Linked DNA regions of Homo sapiens: region 1 is linked to region 2. The links are chromatin contacts, found by Hi-C or POLR2A ChIA-PET in ENCODE. All regions are on one chromosome and are shown on one strand. The core of a region is the stretch at or near the end of the contact, and the rest is flanking DNA. Distances in the headings are between cores, read along the strand shown.

What was found. Hi-C counts contacts between places; a loop is a spot of excess contacts on that map. ChIA-PET counts read pairs that join two places held with the same protein, here RNA polymerase II (POLR2A). Pooled maps may share reads with other maps.
Region 1: a loop to region 2 is called in a map of PC-9, with 7 times the contacts of the local background. The contact joins the enhancer-like site here to the promoter of PAPPA in region 2. A Hi-C loop is called at or near these places in 4 of 168 maps with a recorded cell type or tissue (IMR-90, PC-9, chondrocyte and 1 more) and 2 of 50 pooled maps. POLR2A ChIA-PET finds 5 or more read pairs at or near these places in 7 of 52 experiments (A549, A673, AG04449 and 4 more).

The regions. Positions count from the first base shown.
Region 1 is chr9:115,670,064-115,674,093 of GRCh38, reverse strand. It overlaps LOC105376235 (a long non-coding RNA gene), which reads right to left. Exons shown (of 7, transcript XR_930270.3): 6 at 1,578-1,657; 7 at 1,266-1,449. Among named protein-coding and RNA genes, the nearest start is that of LINC00474, 250 kb to the left of the region's middle. RefSeq lists an enhancer at 814-2,013. Within about 2 kb of position 1,338, at least 10 of the 41 ENCODE cell types and tissues checked have a DNase peak (open chromatin) inside an H3K27ac peak, as active enhancers do; they include A673, IMR-90 and PC-9, where a contact is called at or near this core.
Region 2 is chr9:116,152,091-116,155,854 of GRCh38, reverse strand. It overlaps PAPPA (pappalysin 1), which reads right to left and starts at 2,064. Exons shown (of 22, transcript NM_002581.5): 1 at 1,268-2,064. The coding sequence starts at 1,682. RefSeq lists a silencer at 198-287.

The sequences.
Region 1 (4,030 bases), core at 89-2,588, 480 kb after region 2:
ACCAATTTAAATGTAATCTCATTCCAAAACATCCTCACAGAAACAGAATAATGTTTGTGTAAATATTTGGGCACCATATGGCCCAGTCAAGTTGACACATAAAATTAACCATCATGGCACTACTAAATCTTGGAGAAGAAACTTCCACCATGGTGGAGCTAGGACTCTTTAAAGATGTAATATTTGAGCAAAAACTTGAATATTATGAAGGAATTGAAGGAATCATGAGATTCTTGGGTAAGAGCCTTTTCCTCAGTTACAGAGGGAAGACCAGAGCCAATGACCATGAGTCACAGCGGGTTACATGCTCTAGGAATAGGAAGGATGCTAAGATAGCTTGTGTGAGAATGAGTGTTGGAAGCAGTGATAATAAAGTTCATAGATATAGCCAGGTGTCAGATCATGCATGGCTTTGTAGGACATCAAAAGGCACATCGATTATATTCTATTTGTGACAAGTAAGGACTAGAAGAATTTGAGCCGGGAAAGGACATTCAGTGCTTTGAGAAAAAAACATAAGATTACGAGACAAGAATAAAAGTAGGAAGATCAATTGAGAGCCTGTTTGTATAATTCAGTTTCATTTTCTTGAAATTAGACTACAGAATGTATACTGGCGGGTTGCGGTAAGTGTCCCAATTTGAATGCTGCTCACTACATAGACAGCCCAACCTTTCATGTGTACCTTCCTTAAGAATTCTGGAGTAAAGTGTGGAAGCTGACATACATTAAGGTTATTGACCACCTCTGATCTCAGAGGGCAGATATTACTCTCAGGATTTCCTTTGCAGCATTAGAAGCTGCAGGCTCATTAGACTCCAAATATGTGAACCACCACCACATGTCAACTTTGATTTAAAGCAAAGGAGCTGGCATTGCTTGAAGGTGAGGTCACTGGAATCGGAGCCTTGATGAAGTTTCTCAGAAAGAAAACATTGTGCTGTGTTTGTGTCTCCCTCACATTCCTCTTTCCCCCTCGCCTCACTTCCCACCACATGTGGGTTGGCTGTTCCTAAGGCCCCAGGGATTGAAGGAAAGGCGTTGAGTTTGGAGCATATCAAAGAGTCTACACAAAACCAGGGAGAAGTCCCCCTCAACCTGGGCACAGTTTTCCAAGGAAAGATATTCTAATTTTGATGGGAGAAAGAGACTGGGAGAAGAAGCTACTTCAGCCTGTTACAGAAAACAACTCTTGGTGTGTGTTCATGGAATTCGCTACATAATAAGGAAGCTGATTCTCCAGCTGTGAGTCAGAGTCTGGCTGATGTAAAACGATGAAAGAAAAAGCCCCTAGAGGTTTACACACAGGCAAAATTTCCAGGATTGTGTCCCCATTAACAAAGGCTGGGACCAGGGAGTAAGGTTACCTGGGTTTCAAGATCAGTCCATTCACAGGGGTCATGCAAGACTGAGCTAGTTAATTTTCTCCTTTGGCTTCAGTGTCCTCTTCTGTAAAGTACGGGTAATAATGTTATTTCGTTTGCAGGGTTAATATGAGGAGGAGAAGACATAATGCATGGGAAAATGCTTTGTAAATTCCAAAGCTATTACCAGTATAAGTTTGTTTTACTTCATACCATTCAACTAATATTTATATTGAAAATCCCTTTGCTTCTATTCCTGTTCTAGGTCTGGAGATTGAACCACAGTCGAGTACCTAGTGGAGACAGAAAGTTAAAATCATGTTGTTTGTTTGTAAAAGTGGAAGTGTTGGTTGGGTGTGAACAGTTTGATTCCTTAGAAGTGAGTTGGAACTCACCTTAGAAGATAGTTATTCATTGTATATCCAAAATTCCTTTCTACTCCAGTCTTTGTCTCAGAAGATGCTATTATATGATACCCATCCAATTGCTCAAAACAAAAGCCTAGGAGTCTTTGTTGATTCTTTTATTTTTTTCTTTTTTTGAGACAGAGTCTTGCTCTCTTGCCCAGGTTGGAGTGCAGTGGCACGACCATGGCTCACTGCAGTCTCAAATTCCTGGGCCCAAGTGATCCTCCCACCTCAGTCTCCCAAGTAGCTAGGACCACAGGCATGCACCATCACCACACATGGCTAGCCCAGCCTTTTTTTTTTTTTTTTTTTTTTTTAGATAGAGGGGTCTCCCTCTGTTGCCCAGGTTGGACTCAAAGTCCTGCGCTCAAGCAATCTTACTGTCTCAGCTGCCCAAAGTATTGGGACTATAGGCATGAACCACTGTACCCTGCCAATTATTTTCTTTACTCCTTCCACATCCAGCCTATCAGAGAGTCCTATTTCCTCTGCCTGAAGAAAATATCTTGAAATCTCTCCTCCCCTGCCCATCTCTACTGCTGTCACTCTGATGCAAGGCCTTCTGTCACTGCTTACATGAAAGTTTCCAACTGCTTTCTCTGTCTCCAGTATTATCATCTATCCTACAGCAAACAGGTCTCTTAAAGATACCATACCATTTCTTCAAGAAGCTGAGGTAGGAGAATCACTTGAATCCCGGAGGCGGAGATTGCAGTGGTCGCACCACTGCACTCCAGCCTGGTGACATAGTGAGACTCCGTCTTAAAAAAAAAAAAAATGCCATACAATTTCCTGCTAACCCCTCTAACCGCCTAGATTTCAAACTCCTTAGCATGGCCACTCATGCCTTATGTCATCTGGCCTCTGTCTTCAAGCTAATTGCTCTCTCCAATGGTTTAGTCTACTATAAGTACACTGGCATTCTTGCTGTACTTCAAGAGAATGTTACTACTATCTTGGAGCATTTCACTGGCTGTTTCCTTTTCCTGAAAAGCTCTGATCCCAGATCATTGCCTCCTTCTCAGGTCTCAGCTCAAATGTCTTGACCTCAGAGAAGCTTCTGTCACCACCCAATATAACGACTGCCAGCCTAGTCACTTTCTGACTATGGTGCTTTTTGTTTCCTGTGCATTTATCATTATTTGCAATGATCTTGTTCAGTTGCTTACATCTTTGTTGTCCATGGTCACCTATCTCAGAAACTCTATGGGAACTGGCATCTTCTTTATCTATCTAGTTCAGTACTGTACCTGGCTGCCAATCTCACCATGATACACAGGAAACCTGGTCAGGTCCACAATCAATAGCTTCAGAGTGGATCCAAAGGCCCCTTTTATTTTTAGGAAAGCACTTTATAGTACCTTTTAGGGCTAAATCTAAAAATCTAACCCACCTAAATCCACCCTAGTTATGCAGGAATATCTAAGGTGAATGACAGGATCTAAGGTAAATTCTGCAGATTTAGAGAAGTTTTCTGTTCAGTGATATCAATTGGTTGTTTTTTGTGTTTTTAAAAAAACAACTCATACTTCAGAAAATTGCTTCCCTGGAAAACAATATTTTTCCTAAATTTGGATTTTGACTTGCCCAGGGCTATAAATCATAGGGTGTTCTTGTGGAGTTATCAGCAGCTGCATACAAAAGGAGAGTAGATGGAAAGGAATTGTCAGCAGGGGTTTGTTGATTGGATATGTTCATCATCTCACTCTGGTGAAAAGCTTGTTAAAAAAAGAAAAAAAGGAATGAACAGAACTCAGCATTGGAAAGAACACAGACTGAATACCCTTACTTGGTATTATTTACCAAAGCATAGACATGTACCAAACAAGGAAGAACACCTTGTATACTCTGGATCAAGGGGCCATAATAAGTGTAAGTGGGTAAGTGTAAGGTTAAGGTTAAGGTGAATAAGTGTAAGGTGAAGCAAATGTATATTCTCTGTCATCAATTACACAGGAAATTTTGTAATCCTGTTGCAGAAGATGAGGCCTGGGGCAAAATGGCTTTAGAAAGGGAGAACAAGGCCAGGCGCGGTGGCTCACACTTGTAATCCCAGCACTATGGGAGGCCAAGGTGGGTGGACCCCTTGAGGCCAGGAGTTCAAGACCAGACTGGTCAACATGGCAAAACCCCGTCTCTACTAAAAATACAAGAAAATTAGCTGGGCATGGTGGTGCATGCCTGTAATCCCAGCTATTTGGGAGGCCAAGGCAGGAGAATCGCTTGAACCTGGGAGGCAGAGGTGGCAGTGAGCTGAGA
Region 2 (3,764 bases), core at 815-3,314:
ACTGTATCGCTCTCCTTTGATAGCTGGAAAGCGGGGGCTTCGGGAGACGTATTCTTGGGATAGCAGCAGAGTGTGGGTCTCCTAAAGGGGTCTTCATGTCAACTGGATAGTCAGTGCTACATCTGTGAAAGTCCAAGCCATGGAAAGACAGGAAGAAGCAGAACTGCCCGGAGAGCTCACAGCTTTCCCTTCTAAGAAAGTGTGTGTGTGAGGGGGTGGGATCGCAAAACGCCTTCACACGTTTCCTGGCTGCAGTGAAGGGGGAACCCCTACTCTCACTTTAAGACGTCCCAGGACATGGCAAGATTGTTTGTGCAGAAAGGGAATCTCCCAGACAGAAAAGGCAAAACTTTCCTCCTCTCTTCCAGCGCCGCCCCCACCTCCGCTCCCCAGTTTTATTAAAGGCATTTCCACAGATTCATTTAGAGGGGGGAAAATGGATGCTGGAGCATTTCTAAGGTTTGCAATCCTCGCAAAGTGTCCGATTTCACTATAGGCTTTGCTGTGGAACAGCGAAGGGGAGAGAGAGGGAGGTTGAGGAGGGAGAACTCAAATTCATTACGGGCTCATAAAGTCCCATATGAGAAAAGCGCCCCGTTTCGCAGCCGCGTCTGGGGAACGCTGGCGGGGTATGCGTTAGGAAGGTCTCGTCCCAGCCCCGAGTGACAGGCAATGGGCTTTAAAAGCTAGGACATGGGATGGCGTGGAGGGGGTGAGGGTGAGTCCCAGAGGCAGGCTTCAATCAGTGAGCAACTTTGGGGCACTTCGAGGACTTCTAAGTCCTGGCCATTACAACAACCTTGCCCTTGCCGGCTTTCAGGGGAATGGGGCCTAATGAAGGGGAGTTACCTCCATTAAAACGTCAAAGAAATCAACGGTCCCCAAGTCTCCTTTCACATGCATCTCAATTGGGTCATCCTCCCTTTCATCCCAAAAGGAGAGAGTGCATCTGACCATTCGGAGCACGGGTTACGTGCCCTAGGCTCCGGGAACCAGCCCTCACTGGCCGAGGGTCCGCGGGGCCGCCAGGAGGGCTCCCCAGGTTCCTCCCAGGGATGGAGCAGCTACGCCTTCCGAGTGTGCCCATTCCACCGATGGAGCAAAGTGAGGCTCTCAGCTCGCCCGGATGTCTCTGCGCCGCTCGCGGGGCAGCTCTCGCACAGACACGCCCGCAAGCCCCCGACCCGCCCGCCACCCGCGCCCAGACACCCGCGAGCCTCTGGGGCCGCAGGGACGGTGCAGCGCCCGCCGAGGCGCCCTCACCTACCTGTGATCACTGCCGGAGACCTCTGGCCCCCCTCCGCTCGCAGCCACACTTGCAGCGTGAACGCGTCCCGGGGCAGCTCGAGGTCGGCCCGGAGGCGCAGCTGCTCGCCTCGCCCGCTGAAATAGAGCGCCCGGCTCGGCGGGCTCGGCTCCTCGGTGGCGCCCCTCGCCTCCCGCTGCTGCCGCCGCCGGGGGACGCGCACGGCTTCCCAGGCACCGCCCGGCGGCGGCGGCGGCGGCGGCGAGGCGCGGCGGCCGCGGGCCGCCCGGGTGGCGCAGGTGGCCGGGCCGGCGGCGGGGCGCGGGGGTCGGCCGGCCCGCGGGTCTCTCCGGGCCCGGCGGGGACGCTCGGCCAGCCCGCAGCCCAGCGCGGCGCTCAGCAGCCCCAGGTGCAGCACCCAACTCCAGAGCCGCATGTCCGACGGTTCCCCCCGCCCCCCCTTCGCCCCTGCACCGCCACCCGGAGCTGCCAGCTTTGGGAGCCTCGGCGCCTCGACTTTCTTCGCTTCTTCACCCTTCTTGGGCGAGCCCCCCTTTCCACTTGCTTTTTTCTTTTCTTTCTCGCTTTCCTCCTCAAGGTGTGTGCTCCACTCTCCCCACCTTTGAAAAATACAGCCCAACTCCTCCTGGTTGGCAATTAATTTCTCTCCCCGCTCCTTTATCTGCCTTATTTTTCCCCTAACAGCTGGTTGCCTTCCTCCTTGTTTTATTTCATTTTATTTTATATGATTTCTCGCTCCAAAAAAAAGCTCCTCTTAAGACTGATCCGCTGAATTCCCTCCCCCCAAAAGATGCTCTAATTTATTTATTTTTTGCGTCCTTTATAACACAAGCCACAGCCCCCTTCTCCCCCCCCAAGTCCCCCCTCCCCTCCCTCCTTCTTCTCAAAATGAAAGGAAAGAGGGGGAAAAAATCCCTCAGAAGATGAGTAAACAAGCGTATGCTAATCTGCTCCCCAGCGCTCCACCTTCCCAATTGAATGAGTCCCTGTTAAAACTGCGGGGATCATGACTAATCAATCAGTTTGGAGAGGCCGAGCTATCCAGCTTTCCTTCACTTTGCCTTTTGCCTCCTTTCCTTCGCTCCCGCTTCTCCACCACCCCCTCCTTTTCTCTCTCTCTCTCTCTCTCTTTTTTTTTTTTTTTTTTTAAGGAGACAATCTTAAAGTAACAATTTAATGAAATTCTGTACACACCCCCTTACGGTCCTCCCAGCTCTCATTCCTGCTCAAAACACACATTCCTGTTTTTGTTTTGTTTTGCTTGCTTTTTTTCCCTCCCTCACTCCCCCCACTTATTATTATTATTTCTGATGGCAGGAGAAAAATCTGTCTCTTCTCTTAGGATCCCCTTTGCACTTTGCTGGTAAACCTCATCCTTTTCTGTAGCACATAAAGAGTCTTGAAACTTGATTCTTAGATTTTTTTTTTTAATTCTCTCTCTCTGTCTCTCCCTCCCTCCCTCTCCCTCTCTTTCTCTTTTTCTCACTCTCTCCCTTACTCTTCTTCCCGCTTCCTCTCCCTTTACCTCTTTCCCTCTTCTTTTCCCTGTCCTTTTCCCTCTCAGAATTTCCTTAAAGTTGTACGATGATGAACCATTCCCCTCTTTTCTGAGCCCCCAGATAAGGCTGGCTTCAGCTAACCCAAATGTTTCCAAAGTTCTTATGGAATCATCAGAAGAAAATAGAAGAAAGGCACTGTCCAGGACATCTGCCTTTCAGAAGCTGTAGTCCTAGTACAACTGGGTCTCTGAATTTCCCCGAATACTCTTTAAAATACTCTGTTGGTCATTAGAAATTATTTTAATTTTATAAGAAGAAAATGAGAGAAAAATATTAATTTGCCTAATGTTTTCAACTTAAGCAATTCAGGTCCTCTGAAATTGTTAAAGTCACAGGTAAGGATCTGACCATTTGCTGCTTTGTAGGTCTGTTTTTGAACTGGGACATACATGTAATATATTTTTTTCTTCTTTTTTCCCCCTCTTTATAGAACTCAAAAGCTCCCCCTTATGGCAAAACAGATCTTCTTTTATTTTGTCCAAGTGTTTAATAAGTCAAAACATGTTAGCAATGGTGGATTACAAGCTATTAATTACCAATCTATTCCAATAAGGTAGTGATAAAAATATTCTGTGTGAAGTTTGCATGTGAATAGCGTGCTGAAAGTCTGCGATAAAATTAACTCCACTAAATTGTAACTTTCTTCTTCAATTGCTCTTATCTTCCGAGCTGCTCCAGATCTTTCTTGAGAGCTAGGAACATTGCTACACGCTTCAGGAAGAGAGAAAACCAAGGAAGAATGTTTGTTGGCAAAAGTATGACGATTTGTCGGATGAGCAAATGACTCAGACATCCCCTCTATGAAAGCTGGAATGCGATATATGCAAAGATTATGGAAGCTTTCTGAAAATGGGAGATCTCAGATTCATACCTTCCTAGTTTAGAAAGAAGTTGCTGAATAGTCTTAGACTAAGAACGTTTGAACTCTGTTTCTGTAG